Regions from separate parts of the Mus musculus genome. Here region 1 is linked to region 2. A link is a loop called in an ENCODE intact Hi-C map of the cell type or tissue named here. Cell type or tissue: gastrocnemius. All regions are shown on one strand.

Region 1 (8,000 bases), 420 kb before region 2:
GTGATGTGTAGCTGCTAGAGGTAGCTTCTCTGTTAAAGGAGCATCTAGGTCATGATCCACAAGTCTGCCTCCTCCATTGCCACTACCCCCTAGGCATCAGTGGAGAAACCCTTTGTGGGAGGTCCCAGGAGACTCACAGCTTCTGCAGAGAACATCCCCAAGGAAGGAAGCATAGCACTGCAGATGTTAGAAATGTCTTCCTCCATCACAGGTGGGAGCTGAGTCAGGTGATAAACAGAAAAGAACAAGGAGCTCTGGATGAGCGGAGATGCCATTAGATCCTGTCTTAGACACTTGTCTGCTCTGAAAGCATATCCAAACTGGCTTAGCCTCTAGCCTTTGTTTGCTCATGTCTGAAATGGAAAAATAATATCTACCTTTGGAATTGTTGGAGGAGATGAATGGAAAGAACAAGAAGATAGTCCCAACCCCCTAGGCCCACCCTATTTTCTTAACTACTGTTCTCTCTCCCTCTTCAATGTATGTAACGCTTGTAAGAAGATGCGATTCTTTGTATTTCTAAAGTGTCCCTAAATCTCTCTCATTCCTGGTTTTCCAGACCATTCCTCACATCACATGATTGTGAGATCTTATGACCTACTTGCAGCTCAAAGAATAACTCTATCACTAAAAAGAAAAACATCAGTTTTCTGAGGGCAGGGCTGATGTGTGCCATTCACTGGTCTATTCCAGAAGCCAGCACAATGCCCATCACATACTGAGCAATCAGTATACATTCCCATGCAAGACTGGGGTCTGGGCACAATGACTCCGTGAATGCAGCCTCCAGTGCTCATCATTTTTAAAAAGGCTGCCATTCTCCTGGTTCACATCCATCTAATAGACAACAAGAGTCCCAGGACTCTTTCATACATGGGCTGCTATTGTACGGAACAGCCCATACCCAGTCTTTACTCAATTTTTAAACTGAAGGCAGGGCTTTGATTTATACCTCTTACATTTTATCTTGTTAGTTTCAGCCCATTGTTCTGGCCTGCCCAGACCTTTTTTGAATGTTCATTCTGTCATCTAGCATATTAGCTCGCCTATCTAGCGTTGCTTCATCTATCACTTGGCTAAGCACTCCTCTTATGCCTTCATGTATCAGGATAAAAAAGTCAAAGAAAACAGACATGTCATATGGATCTTTGGGGGAACAGGCAAGCTTTTTATGACCTAGCACAAGGGACATTCTAGTTGACATCCACTCATTAATCAACATATCTTGGGGATGATTTGCAACCAGTAAGGAACCCATCGGCTGATCTGTGATATTCCATTTTGCTCACAACAGTATTATGAGTCACTGTTGAGTCATTGTCTGAAATAAAACCTTTGCTAGACAAGTAACTATCATCCCTGGGGAAGCTTCCAAGGGCCAAGTCTGTGATCCACTGTCTCACTGAGGCCCAGTACACCAGCCCAGTAAGCTGCCTGGTAGAGAAACTTATAAGGAACAAGCCAGATTTCTGGAGTTGGACTCCCAATTGCCCATTGCTGGCTGGGATACTTTAGACTATGGTTTGTCAATGTATACCATTTGCTACCAACTACTTCAAAGTCTAATCGACTTCCTACCATAAGGATGTATTTCTTGTGTACATACAGCCTACTTCCGTGGAGCTGGCCTTCCGTAGAACAGTTTGGGAACCAAGGCTCCTGATATTTAAAGGCTTCTTCTCAGACACCTCCTCCAGGTCTACTTACCCACTCGGTGGAAACACAAAGAGAGTGGGCAGTCCCAAGGCAGACACACTTCTAATGTGTCCCTATGCCCATGGTCCTGTCAGATGACCAACCTCAATGCACAGAGGTCTGGGAAATGTAGGGCATATAGATGAATGGACATATTTGCTTCTGATTGTGGTGGCAGTTTCTCTCACTTTCCCATCTATGTCACTGGCATGATCATATCCCTGCTGTATAATGTCCATATTAGAGATAAGGATAGAGAGAGGGGGAGGCTGCTTTTCGGAACTGACTTGCATGATTATAAGGGCTGCAGGTTGTACATTTGTGTGTCAGGATAAAAAACTCCAGGAGTTCATGTTGCAGATTCGAGTCCAAGGGCAGTTTAGAGAATCATCTCCTATTGGGGGCCCTTCAATTGGTGGGGTTCAGCCACCCCTTGCTGTCAATCACAGTGAATGGTAAGCTCCTTTATGCCATGCTTTCTGATGTGCCCATCAGGTCTTTTTAAAAAGGACTGGCACAGCAAAACCTAGACTGATGTGTGACCAAACACATGTGAGAGCTGGCAGAGCCAACATGTACAATTAACCCCTGTGATGCTGTTGTGCAAACCACGCCTGAGAGCTCTGTGACCCTACCTTCTAGACCTGATACAGAAACAGACTCTTGATAAGAACTTGCAATGACCATCACCCCTCTTTATAAACGAAGAGCTTAGGACTCAAACAAATAGAGTAAATTGCCCAAAACCCCCTCTGCTAGAGACTCCACTGCCAATTTCTCTCCACATACTCCCCACAGCTCCTGGGGCCAATTAGTGATTAGGAATTGCTGCCTGTGGGCAGAATGTAGGAGAGGTGGGAGTTTGGACACAAGCTAGTCAGATGGCAGGCTCTAAGTGTTCCCTGTGAGTACATCATGTGTGCTTAGAAATACTTGCCAGTGATCAGATGCACCTATGAAATAACACCTGCAAAAGGAGAACTAGAGGGGGGTCTCATTCACTCACTGGAGGAGTCCCCGGGACAATGGCTTTTATTCCTGTGATCCAGTGTAGCCGCATATTCACAAGCATTAGCCTGATTACTGTGAGGCAGTTCTGAAGATTCTCAGTAGCAAGCCTGGACTTGCTCACAAAGGTTCACCCTGCCAGTTGCAGGAGGGAGAGCACCTTTAACACCGGTCAAGAGTTGACTTGGTCAGAAAATAGCAAAGGTGAGCCTGAGACCTTGGACACTCGTAGGAAGTAGGCTTCTTGATGTCCTACAAACTCACCAGTCACTACATTGCAAGACCCTGCCAGACACAGTACTGTGTGACTGGTGGTATACAGAAATCTTACCTTGCACAAGCAGGTGAGAAGCCTGGAGCACAGAGTACTACCTGTGACAAGAAGTCCAATGTACTGGCTGGTTTTATGTTAACTTGATGCAAGCAAGAGTCACCAGAGGGGAAGGAGCCTCAATTAAGAATATGCCTCCATGAGATATAGCTGCAAGGATTTTTTTCAATTAATGATCAGTGAGGGAGGGCACAGACCATTGTGGGTGATGCCAGCTCTGTGCTAGTGTCCTGGGTTCTATAAGAAAGCAGACTGAGCAAGCCAGGAAAAGCAAGCCAGTAAGTAGCATCCCTCCATGGCCTCAGCATCAGTTCCTACTTCTAGGTTCCTGCCCCGCTTGAGTTGCTGTCCTGACTTCCCTTGGAGATGAACAGCAATGTGGAAGTGTAAGCTGAATAAACCCTTTCCTCCCCAACTTGCTTTTTGGTCATGGTGTTTTATTGCAGCAATAGAAACCCTGACTAAGACACCCAGGCACGTGCGGCTTCCTGCTGTCTGTCTGCTGTCTGCACAGATGCTGTGCTATCTTGCTGAGCCCTCTACCAAGCTAAGCCATTTACACCATCTCAAGATGCTTCCTGCAGACGAGCAAAGCACTGGTAGAAATTCAGAGTTCCAGATCTGGCTGTGAAACCACCAGTAACAAGGCAGTCCTTGACTAATCCTGACTTAGCCAGCGTCTACAGCATGGGTCCACCAAGCCGCACACGCCCCCTCGTCGATGTGACTTTGAAAGCATGAAGCGTCATCGACTGAATAGCACCATCACTGGCTTCCCTACTGTCAGGAAGGAGACTCAAGACAGCCCCATCCAGCAGGCCTCTCACTCCACATTCCAGCTGGCACAGACCTTGGCAGCGATAACCACATATGCCACTTCCTCGGTGCTGCCTGGCTGTGGCCATGGCAGCTCAGGCTGGGAATGCTGGTCCCATCTGGCTACTGCCTGATCACCAGGCGCTTCAGCCAAAAGAAGGGAATGTGAACATGTGAACAAAAAAGCTTCAGCACACTACACAGGAAAAAAAAATCAAGAGCTTTCCTGAAACATGCCCACACATAGGTGTCCCCTAATATCACAAAGTGAAGTGGCCAATACTGTCGAAGACAAGGCCATTGACATAGAGAATGACCTTTGATTGTCCGAGTTGATCCATCCTCATCATCAGAGGCCTTAAAACCGTTCCTAGCTAGATTATGGAGAAGTGACCATAGAAGGGAGGGAGGACATGATGTCATGTTTACAATGAAAATGGAGGAGGGGCCATGAGTCAATGATGGTGATCTCTGGGAGCTAGAAAATAAAAACAAAAAAGCCACCCTTCCTGGAGGCCTCAGAGATGAGCACAGCCCTATCCACATGCTATTCAGTACATGGCGGGACTCATGAGGCCTCTCACTTAAGAACTATATGCTAATAAATCTATGTTGTTTTGAGCCAGGAGTATGTGGCCATTTTCTACAGCAGCTATAGGAGACGAACACACAGGTCAAGAAGATATAATCCAGAACAAAGCTGGAGATTCAAGTGGAAAATGAAAGACCCCAAACTAGACCCTAGACTATTCATTTTATTCTCCTCCTGACTGTAGTCACCATCGAAGGCCTGAGGATAAGTAAAGGGCCAGTGGGAGCAGGGCATGATGGGAGAGGGGTGCGTTGTGTGTGTGAAATGTGCAGAGGATTTCCAATACCTTTCCTACATCTGTCCCCATTCTGAGAATGGAGAACGATCCTCCTCCTGTGCTACAGACTTCCCTCCTGCTGGTAACCACCAAAGGCCATCGATCACAGGGCCCATCCTGGGTGCCTCCACCTCTCTTCAGCAAGAGCCAACAGCCATCCATTCTCAGCTCCTCGTCATCTCTTTAGAGAGATGAACGCCATCGTTAGGAGCCTTTCATTATCGGCGGCTTGCACGCAGCTGATGTTGATTTGATAGAATCCAATTTAGCATCCTTCTCTGGGCTCTGCTCCATAGCCATTTGGGTTTAGCATGTACAGGCAGTTTGATGCTGTCTTGATGGCCTTTTAAGCGGCTGAGAAAATTGCTGGCATGGCAATTTAGTGGCAGGCAGCTCCTGGTGGGTGGGCATGGAGAAATGGGGAAGGAGCAAGAGACCAAGGGGACACTTTGGCCCATATCTGTAAAAGGCAGTTAAGTGATTGGGGTGGGGGAGGGGGTCATACATTAAAGGAGAGAGAGAGAGAGAGAGAGAGAGAGAGAGAGAGAGAGAGAGAGAGAGAGAGATATCAACCCCTTAGAAGGCTTGGTCTAGCTAGACTATGATGTGCCTCCTGGTGGGCCCAGCACTGACCAACCCCCAAACAGGAGCCCATATGAAGGACAGATCACCATTCCCAGCATGATTTCTCGAGGGCAGCTGACAAACGGTTAATCCCCAAATCTCCAAGTATCCAACTTGGGGTAATCACCCATGCACCTGATGTAAATATTCCCACTGCCAATTCTAAGCCACCAACGAGAAGTCAACGATTGCAAGATTGAGGGAAGATGGCCTCCATGCGTTCATTCGGTGGGCTAAGTTGCTAGCTTCACCTCACTGGTTCTGTTGGAGCTGATTCTGAATCTGTGCCCATTTTACAAACTTCTTACAAATTAAGCCTAAGAGAAGTCCTACTCTAGCCACAAATCAATGGCTCGAGCCTTTGGCCCAACCACGGGCTGCAGATGCCAGGAATACTATGCCTCCTCCTTGCTTGGACCTGCTTTTCTGACCCATCCCCTCACCTCCTGGGCTACCTTCCAAATAAATACCTGCCCTTGCTCCTTGACTGAGGCTCTGCCTATAAACATTCTAGGTATGTCATTGTTAGCCCCATTTTACAGATGTGGACAATGAGGTCATGTGTCTGCATAACTAGGGGATAGTAGGTCCATCAGGGATGCCCAAAATCTGCCCATGTTCACTGAGGTTGCTGGCATCCCACCCCCACAACCCTCACACCTCCCAAAGCATGTCTGAGACCTGGAATGTCATCTGACTCAAGAAAAACCTCTCCCTGTGACCACAAGAAAACTGAACTGAGTCCCTTTCTCGTTCTTCCCCCTTGTATTGTTCTCTTTGAAAATGGCTACACTCAAAGTTTCACCTCATTTTCATTTTTGTCAACATACACCCTACACACACACCCTACACACCCCCTACACACACACACACACACACACACACACACACACACACACACACACATACTGCATATATAATATATCAGTTGGGTTTTCACAATCTAAAAGCCCCCAGATCTGAACTTTCTGAATACTGATATGATACACAGAAAGTCCAGGCCTTGGGAGCACTGGGATTCGGGGTTTAGGATTAGATTTGCTCCAGTAGCAAGGAGTCCACACACAGACACCATTGTCATCATTTAATAAACTCAGGGACATGTTCTAATGAGTGTGTCTTTGATAATTTCAGTGTTGTGTGGGTGTCACAGAGTGTCCTTACACAATGAAGAACACCCGAGACATCACTAGTTGATTTTTCAACTCCACTCTAATCTCTGAGACTGCCCTTCTATTGGTGAAACAATAGATATATAGGTATATAGCCAAAATAAAGCCACTCTGGATAAGAGGGTACACTTTGGATCATGGAGACTGTACTCTTATGTAGATATATGTGTGAATATAAATACATGTATTGTGTGTGTGTGTGTGTGTGTGTGTGTTTCACATTTTAGTTAAAAAGTTGGCAAGAAACACTTGCAGTATTTGTTCCTGGGTGGTGGCAAATAATATTTTTATTTTTGTGTGCTTTTTTTTTGTCTTGTTCAATCTTTCTCAGAAAAAGATACTGTGATGCAACATGCAAATGTGTTGTTCTCTTTTTAAAAGGGAAAGCTCAAACCTCTCTGAAAGAATTCATCGCTGACCTAAACACTGACCGTTAATCACCAGGGCCCTCAGCAGCGCTGGACTGACTTGGCTGATGGCTGCCTGCTCTATCATCACCCAGGAAATCCAGACAGTGGAGATGGAGCGCAGACAGACCAGGTGAAACTGAAAGGCCAACTTACAAATCAGACACGCTTTCATCCCTGGCACAGAGCTGCGTGGGGGATGGGAGAGGAGCCCTGGGAGCCCTGCCGTGTGCAGTGTGTATATGGTGATATAGTCATGGTGACTTGAGCATGGAAAGAGAGCTCTGGAAGGACTTGGTAAGTGTTCAGCCTTTACAGAACTACAGCATGTACACCAACACACTGGTGGGAGATAAAGCACACTTGACCCAAGTTAACCAGTTCCCTCTCTTCGTTTACACATAGGAGTTTAGCATTCCCACACTAACCCTGGCCATCAGACCCACAACTCCCAGAACCTGGACTGCCTGTCTTGCTGTGATTGCTTCCCTCTCCTAACCCCTCACCCCATCTCTAACCCCATCTCCTAACCCCACCCAACGGCTAGCATAATTCAGTAAGTAAACCCAACCAACATCCTACCTCAGATAAAAGTTGCTGTTGTCTGAGTGTTAACAAGTCAGAGCACCAAGTTTTTATTGCTACCTTTCCAGCTCCCCCCACCCCTGCCCCCGACCTTTGGGCAGTCAGCTATTTACTTTGTGATTCAATTTCCCCAAAAGAGAAAGAGTTTATTTCAAGAGAAAAACCAAGAAGAGAAACACATCACCTATTAGGAATGTATATCTATCAATTCTACTAAGATTACATTTTTTTCCTTGGGATAAGGAAATAAATGGAGTACATAAATTATTCCTGCTCTCAGCCCCTCCCACCACACATCTAAGGGGTCAGACAGGCAGGTCCATGGGGCACTAAGATGACTAAGGCAGTGGGGGGCTGGGGTGATCCTGGAGTTGGGTGTGGCTCTTTCTACTTATCTTCAATGGCTTCTCCCTAGGGACATTGTGGTCTTAATGGAGGCTGCATTAGCTGAGCTGGTGATTCAATTAGTTCTAAATGCTCCTGGACTGAGAAG
Region 2 (8,000 bases):
ACCTGCCATGGTCCTCAAACTCCAGATTTTAGGCTGGTGAGTGTGGTATTGGGAGGCAGAGAAATTGACTTTCATGGCTAAGCTGCTGATCACACACCATCAGGGTATACTCCAAAGGGTGTGCTGGGTGGATGATATCACCCCACCTTCTGTATTGATGCCTGACACACCATCACTGTGGCCAAATAGCTGACAAAAAACAACCAGAGGAAGTAAGGGTTGTAAGTCCAGAGGAATACAGTCCCCTATGATAGAGAAGATATGGCAGTGGGAGCAGCTTTCAGCTTGATCCATGATCCTACTAAGAAAAAAAAAATAGATCTAACTTTTTCCTTCCTCCTTTTTCATTCAGTCCAAGACTTGGGGTTACCAACATTCAGGTCTTTTGCCCTCAGTTCATCCTGTCTAATTAGAAATAATCAGATTCACCCAAAGGTGTGTTTCATTAATACCCTAGACACTTTCTAATCCAATCAAACTCCACCATCAAATACATCTTTTTTTTTTTTTGATAAGTGTGCTCCAGCGAATTCAAGCTCCTTTCAATCCTTTTTGTTAACTTTGAATTTATTTACATATAGTATGAGTCTTCACTGAAATTTGAAAATGTAGTTTGGCTTTGTTTCTAAGTCAGGTCATTTTGACAGTTAGCACTCTTATCTGTAGCTGACAAAGCACAGGCCTGAAGCACCTGGAGGAAGAATGAAGACACCTTCACATCTGTTACCACCACGTTATAGCTTGGGACCCTCCAGCTTTCTGATGTCGTCAAATCTTCTCAGGTAGGATGGGGTTGATCAGTCCTTGCATTAACTCTCCCCCTCCCCAATTATAGTGCAAGTTACAGACAGGCTTCCTTTCTGAAGGGAAAGAGAAGCTGAAATTAATGATATCTTGAAATATTTTTAAATTCCATGTGCTTAAGAAAGTATAGTTTAGTTAATTCACAAGTAAGTAAGAAAGAAGCTTGCAGTCTCACCCCCAAACACTGATTCTTCTGTTGATTTTAATAAGAACCCAAGAAAAGCCCCTTGACATCTGTCTGCCTTAGAGCCTTTTTATCTGTTGGGGACAAATAGGGATATCAAACTGGCTTGTGTGATGGGGGTGGGGGGGCACTCTTTTTTAGATTGTCAGATTTTCAGAACTGGAGATCGTGTAAGAAAGATGCAGCACTTGGCACACAAGACATATCGCTTACTGCAGATTCCAAACACAGCAATGACGGGGAAGTCTTTCAAGTGTCAGATCTGCAACTGCGGGTTTAACTGCTGCCTTGGATCTATGCTTTTCTCTAAGAAAAGCAAATTCACCTGCCCTTCAATGTCTAGTACAAGCAGGAAAATGAAGGGGCTTGTTACAAAACTGGAGGGTTTTGGTTGTTTTTTAAAAAAAAATCTTTTCTCCAAATGGCAGAAAATTGGCACAAACACCCATAATTTCCATAAAGAAAGTGATGGCGTTGGAGGTAGAGGGATGGAGTGGCAAAAGGCAAGGCAGAAGCTGCACTACTCAGGGATGCACTCCAGCTTCCCGACAGGGTACAACAAGGACCTCACTCCTGATCCCTCAGAAGCAGAATGGCCAATATCTGACTTATCTATCACTCTGCTGCTGTGAGGATGTATTTGAGCAAAATAATCTTCCCATGACATATTCACCTCGCCTAAACAAAGCGAGTGATGGGCAGTGAATTCCGGATGTCGGTGGTTCCCTGATGCTCTTACTTCTCTCTGCATTTGCTTCACCTTTGATGGCCCAGGGTATGGACAGCATCCTGAGATGGCTCACTGCTCTTCTCTCTTCCCCATTTGTCTTAGTCAGGGTTTCTATTCCTGCACAAACATCATGACCAAGAGGCAAATTGGAGAGGAAAGGGTTTATTCAGCTTACATTTCCACATTGCTGTTCATCACTGAAAGAAGTCAGGACTGGAACTCAAGTAGGTCAGGGAGCAGGAGCTGATGCAGAGGCCATGGAGGGATGTTCTTTACTGGCTTGCTTCCCCTGGCTTGCTCAGCCTGCTCTCTTATAGAACCAAGACTACCAGCCCAGAGATGGTCCCACCCACAACGGGCCTTTCCCCCTTGATCACTAATTGAGAAAATGCCTTACAGTTGGATCTCATGGAGGCATTTCCTCAACTGAAGCTCCTTTCTCTGTGATAACTCCAGCTGTGCCAAGTTGACACACAAAACCAGCCAGTATACCCTTCTTTTCCTCCTTTCCATGTTTATTTCTCCCTGCAATTAAAACGGTTTTCTCTCAGGGTGAGATATATGGCATATATTTAAAAGCAGTAGAATCTTATTTTCTCTCCAGATGTTGCATAAGTACCAAATACAATCAGAGTTGTCGACTTGGAACTATGATAAGGGCCTTTCTAAGGGTCCCAGGAAAGAGACGAGAGTATAACGTGAAGATTCTTACCATCTGCCACACAAGCACGTTAATAACTTTCTCTGTCTTGAAACAATGTGGCTGGCTCAGAAGTGTCCCACACTGCCACTGCTATCTCTTGTCCTCTGCCTTCTCATCCCTCTCCACGTCTTTCTTTATTTCTCATATTTTTCTGTTCTTATCCTCTTCCCCTTCCTCCCATCATCTTCCCCTCCTCCCCCTGCATCCCTTTTCCTCTATTTCTTCTTTACTCCTCCTCCGGTCCTCTCCTCTTCCTCTCTCCATCGCTTACTTCTGTTTCTATCCCTCTCCTCTTTTCCTGTCCACCACGTCTTCTTCTCTTCATGCTCCTTTCCTCATTCAATTTTCATTTTCAAGGAAAAATTCCTGGTCATGGACTGACCAGCAAAGATGTGGGAAGATGCCATAGATCCTGAACCCAATTCAGTCCATAGAGTCCAAGGAGACACGTTCTACCTGCCAAGCAGCACTAAGTGTACACTCACCAATTGTAAGCAAGCCAAGGCCTCGGGGGTGGGTAATCAAGCAACGTCATGGCAGTGATTTAACACTTGGAAAGTCTTTTGCATTAGAGAGAAGAAATGACAGAAAGAATAGTAACTCCATCATATCTACACAATGTTTTCTTAAAAGCTTGAAGCAAGGTAATTATTATCACACATGTATGAGTTAAAAGGGGCAGCGTTTTCTAGTCTGAAAAGATATATATGGTTTACTAAGTCAACCAGGACAAGGCAGGCTAAGTCCAGTTGGTATCAAGGCTTTCCAAATACAGGGCTGTGTTCCATCCAGAGCACGAAACACAAGGATCCCCCAGGGGACGTTCAGCCGGCAGGAATCTGAGCAGCCAGCAGCAGGAGAAGTCAGTACAGCAGAATGAATCACAGCCTGGGGCCAAAACTTAACTCAGTCCTAGCTCAGCTGCTTTGACAGCTCTTCAGCAGAGGATAGCAGGCATCGCGCTACCACTCTAGGACCAGGATTTCAGCACAGCAGCGGTGGACAGTTCCCTACACACTTCTCTGGCTTCTGTTCAACATCCCTCAGAAGGGACTCGGAAGCCGCCTGCAGGTGAGACCTGGAAATACAGAGGCCGTAATAAGCTCAGCCATTCATAAGTGAGTCAAGGCCTCAGCAGGAACAGAGAGCAACCCCCAAGACTTGCTTCACTCTTTCTCAGAGAAGCTCAAGGAGTAAGGACCAGCCACCCACAGCAGTCTCCAGTCATTAAAACAAAACATTCCTTAGCTATTTATTGGTTTTCCTCCCTACCTTCCATTCCTGGTTTCCCAGATACGTTCCCCCCCCACCACCACCACCACCACCAAATCACTCCCTGGATTCAAGTTAATCTCCAGATTTGTTTTTAATGCAATTCAAGCCTAACCCAGTCTCTTCTCCTTCGCTTCTCCACATCTCTCACTCATTTGATGGGTCTGTTGAGTCATACAGAATATTAGACACTACCAGCCCCACCTTCAATTGCTTTCAAGAGACACCCCCCCCCCATGGCTCATTCAATGTCCTTGTAACAGCAGTAAAATTTGCTAATGACTGGTTCATGTCTCTGTTGTCTGCATCTCCACATTGAGGATGCTCTGAGCTGGCCTTATTACTGCCCAGCATTTTAAATAGCTCCCCCTGTCTGTACCCTTAGACCATCATTGGCCAACTTGTTCTTTTTTGAGCTAGACAGTCACTAGTCAGGCTTTGCAGCCATGACTCGTCTATGGTATACTGTAGTAAACATGGGTGATATAGAAATGTATGATTAAGGCTGTGTTCCACCAAGGCTTTAACAATGGATTGGACTCTGAAATTCATCCCATTTACACGGACCACAGAATACTCTTTTGCATCAATTCAGTGATTAAATAACTGTTTCGGATGTAAAGGAATAATCAGGGTAGATTGCTGGGTCTTGACCTAAATCTTGAGCTCTCCAAACAAAGAATGCTTTCTCCAAGCATCTCACTGTCATTGCTGGGCATGGTGCCCAGCACACAGAGCATTCTTAGCACAGAATAGGTGGCTAAGCAAGAGGAGCAAAGGGTACTCCCTACTTGCTTCCAGAAAGGCACTCACCTGCTGAGCCTCACAGTCATCTCTCCATGAAGTGTCATGAAGACAGGCTCTTCCTACATGTAGTGTCCCTCTGCCTGCTTGAGTATCTCTCTCTGTGCCCCAGTCTCTCTGATAAGCACTTGATTTGTGGGTCTGAGTTCACGGCCAGTAGCATAAAACCGCCCTCTTCCCAGCCTGGTTTCTAGAATTCTTCAGGAAACATTTGGCAATGGTTAGCCATCTGAATTTGTGTGTGGAGAACAGGATTATGGGTAACAGGTGTTTCTGCTGATTCTGCCAGAAGAAGACTGTTCCAACCAGCTGAAACTTGAAAGCGTTGTTATTGAAATCATTCACACACACACACACACACACACACACACACACACACACTCCAGGGGAAAATAATGCATGGTTACAATCTGATCAAGCAATATTCCTAGCTGCTGTTCTATAAGCTTCGAGGACATTCCCTTAGATGACTTCCCCATTGATTTCATCCACACTGAAAGGATAACCATCTGCAGACTCAGCCTAAAGGATTTATCACTTCCTGGTTCTGGTGCTAAAACAACTGCCCACCACTGATAAGATCAGGAGACTGGTTTAACAAATTGAACTTTAATATGATTTTCCTAAGAAAATTTATCATCCCCAGATACCCCATGGCATGCTGAAACAGCCTCTGCAGGAGATGAAGGGATAAGAAAGCCCCGTAACAGCATGGCCTTTGGGCTCAGCGATGCTCTGATCCATGCATTAAGATTGTATGGGTACATGTGTGCCCCTGTGGGAGCTCCCAGGGAAGTGTGGTGACTTGGGAAGAGAAGTGTGACCCACACACATCAATGACCATTTCAGGGAAGGACTGAACAGAAAGGAGCCCTTGAGTCCCCTGCTCCCTGTCTGAGTCTTCTGTCACACCCGTGGGTAATCTGGTACCCCAGAACCAAGCCACTGGGCCTTTGTCACCCTCCCACCATGGAAACTTGTTTCCAGAGAGAACATCGGATGAAATACTCATGCTGAATGCTGCAGCCTGGAATAATCATAATGTAAAGTACTGACTGTTGGACTCTTCCTGTCAGAATGCCAGTCCAGGCAGGCCAGGATGTGTACCTGTCATGACGTGTTACAGTTTTCTTAAAATAGCCAATGAGTAAGTGACACACATTTAGTTACAGAAACACTGCCATAGAACACACTACAGAGCACATAGAGAGGGAATAAAAAGCTCAGATAAACCTTTGCAGAAGGCCTGATGCACATTGGCCCACACATACCCTGATGATTGTACTTGCAGACATGCTTGTTTTAACAAATACAGTATTTTTAAAGTGCCTAGAAGAGTGTTCATAGGAACAAGATATGATTTTTTTTGTCATTTTCTTAACCAAGCAAACATAAATAAAACAAATGAAAAGCTGACAAACTTTCATAGATGGCGAGGAGAAGGGAGAGAAGGAAGTCCGACTCAGGAAGGGAGAGAGGGATGTCTGTCTGTCCCAGCATCCCTCTCCTGTCTGAGGAGCACCCACATTTTCCCTTTACTCTCTCAGTTCTTCCAAATTGGGGGTGTTTTTTTTCAATTTAAGCTCATAACTGCTGTTTATTGGCAGCAAGATCTCTCAGTCCCAGAGTGCTAGGGTTGGGAAGGGCCACAGCCCCGTGCACTTTGGGAATCCCTGAGCTACTGCTGCTATATTTTAACAGATTTCAGCTAAACAAATGCCTCTCTGAAGGCATCACCTGGAGACACTGAATGAGACAAAGTTAATCCCTCCAGTCTCACTGACTACATAAACATCTCCCACGGAAGATCAGGTCACGGAAGATCGGGTCACCTTGGTGTTGACTCCCTTCCTCAGATGGCCACTGTTGATGACCCAGATATAAAACAATAAGAAAGACGAAGGCCATGGCTTCAAAGTGTGAGCCTGTTTTGTGCTTCTCATTGTAATGAAGAGCTGTTTTGTCATCACCTAAGCAGCCTCATCCTAGAAAAGGGTTGGTGTCTTCCTGCCCCTGTTTTGTTAGGGAGGGACTTTTCTGTCTTTTCCAACCTGCAACTGACAAAGCAGAGACTCAGATCCAGGCCTGTCTCGGTCACACATTCCCTGTATGAGGCATTGTGCTGAAGGGTTTGCATGTTGTCTCTAAGTCTTGCCACAGATGGGAAGGGGCATTGGTATCCCTTTTTTTCTAGTTGGGACTGGTGCAAGGTTAGAACTCTTAGTGATGGAGCTGCTATTTAAAGTGGGGATGTTCTGGCTCTTGCAGCGTGCCTTCTTGCTGTTCCGGAATTGTGGGTCCTTTTCATTTTCTCCTTTAATTTTTAAAATATTTTTTCAGATTTTTCTAAAATAAGCATGTATAACACTAAAATGTTGTCTTTTATAGCCTTTTAATTACAAAAGGAACACACGGAATGAGGGCTTACTATGAAACATGGAACACTGTGGATATTGAATTACTGCTATAATGGGTAGAAGAGATTATAAAATGGTGTTATTGCATATTTAGCTTTACTTTTATTTCTGCTATTGCTAGCAATTCTTTCAGAGTGAGGTGAGGTAAGTCTGGGTCAAGACTCCTCTTTTTCACACAAAGATCCTGGCAAAGAGTGCAAATGGTGGCCATCGTTAGCCTGCACTGAGAGATCAGTAGCCCTCCCTCTCCGTCTGCTCCCGCCAAGTCCACAGAACTGGGGCAGTTAGTGAGGGTTCCAAGAATGCCCCCGAGAGGCAAGCTTCTCTTGACTCTCTTACACAAGCATGGTAGCCTATAGGTTAGTGAGCACTCAGAGCTGTAGGGGCAGAGCAAAGGCGGAAGTGAGTGCTGGCTGCCACATTTTAAAGGTTGTTTTAGTTACTTTTCTTACTGAGATAAAACACTTGAACAGTTTGGAAGTACAGCCCATCACTTCAAGCAAGAGGTTACGGCAGGATTGTGAGGCAGCTGTCAAACTGCATCTAGAGGCAGTGAGCTAAATACTGGTGTTCGGCTTCATTTCTCCTTTTTATCTTGTCTGGGACCCCAGTTCATTGATGGTACCACCCATGTTCAGAGTAAGCCTTCTTTCTTCAATTAAATCTTCTTGAATCACTCTCATAGACTCAGGCAGAAGTTGTTTCAGCAGTGATTCCAAATCCAATAACAAAGATTATAACCATCGCAAAGACCCTGAGGTCCTGAACTGGACCAGAGCTGACACAGAAGGCATGAGCAAGTGGAGAAGCTGGAATGACTTTAATGAAAGTTCTGCTCACAAATATATGGAAAGTGTTAAAATAAATCAGCAAAGCATGATGGGATAGCCAAGTACCCATGGTAGTGATAGTTAGCAGCCTAGGCCCTGTGAAGCAAGGGCAGAGAATAGTTATAGAAAGCCTGGGGGAGGGGGAGAATAGGGAAAGAGAGGAAGGGAGGGAAAGAATGAATGAGAGGGAGAGAATGACAGAGAGGGAAGGAGGGAGGGGGAAAGAGAATGAGTAAGTGAGAGAATGAGAAAGGAA

The links. Peaks named below come from ENCODE experiments on the same cell type or tissue, not always from the same donor. Only the 100,000 strongest peaks of a DNase experiment are listed, where the experiment ranks them.
Region 1: it touches region 2 in a loop (1.9-fold over the local background); 2 of 42 quality-filtered maps call a loop at or near these places.

What each region holds. Positions count from the first base shown.
Region 1 is chr6:32,698,677-32,706,676 of GRCm38, forward strand. No RefSeq gene overlaps it. Among named protein-coding and RNA genes, the nearest start is that of Gm32007, 45 kb to the left of the region's middle. In gastrocnemius, no CTCF peak of the experiment used is centred here; DNase peaks (open chromatin) are centred at 3,905 and 5,057.
Region 2 is chr6:33,123,338-33,131,337 of GRCm38, forward strand. No RefSeq gene overlaps it. Among named protein-coding and RNA genes, the nearest start is that of Gm22321, 39 kb to the left of the region's middle. In gastrocnemius, a CTCF peak has its summit at 3,493; DNase peaks (open chromatin) are centred at 3,453 and 4,424.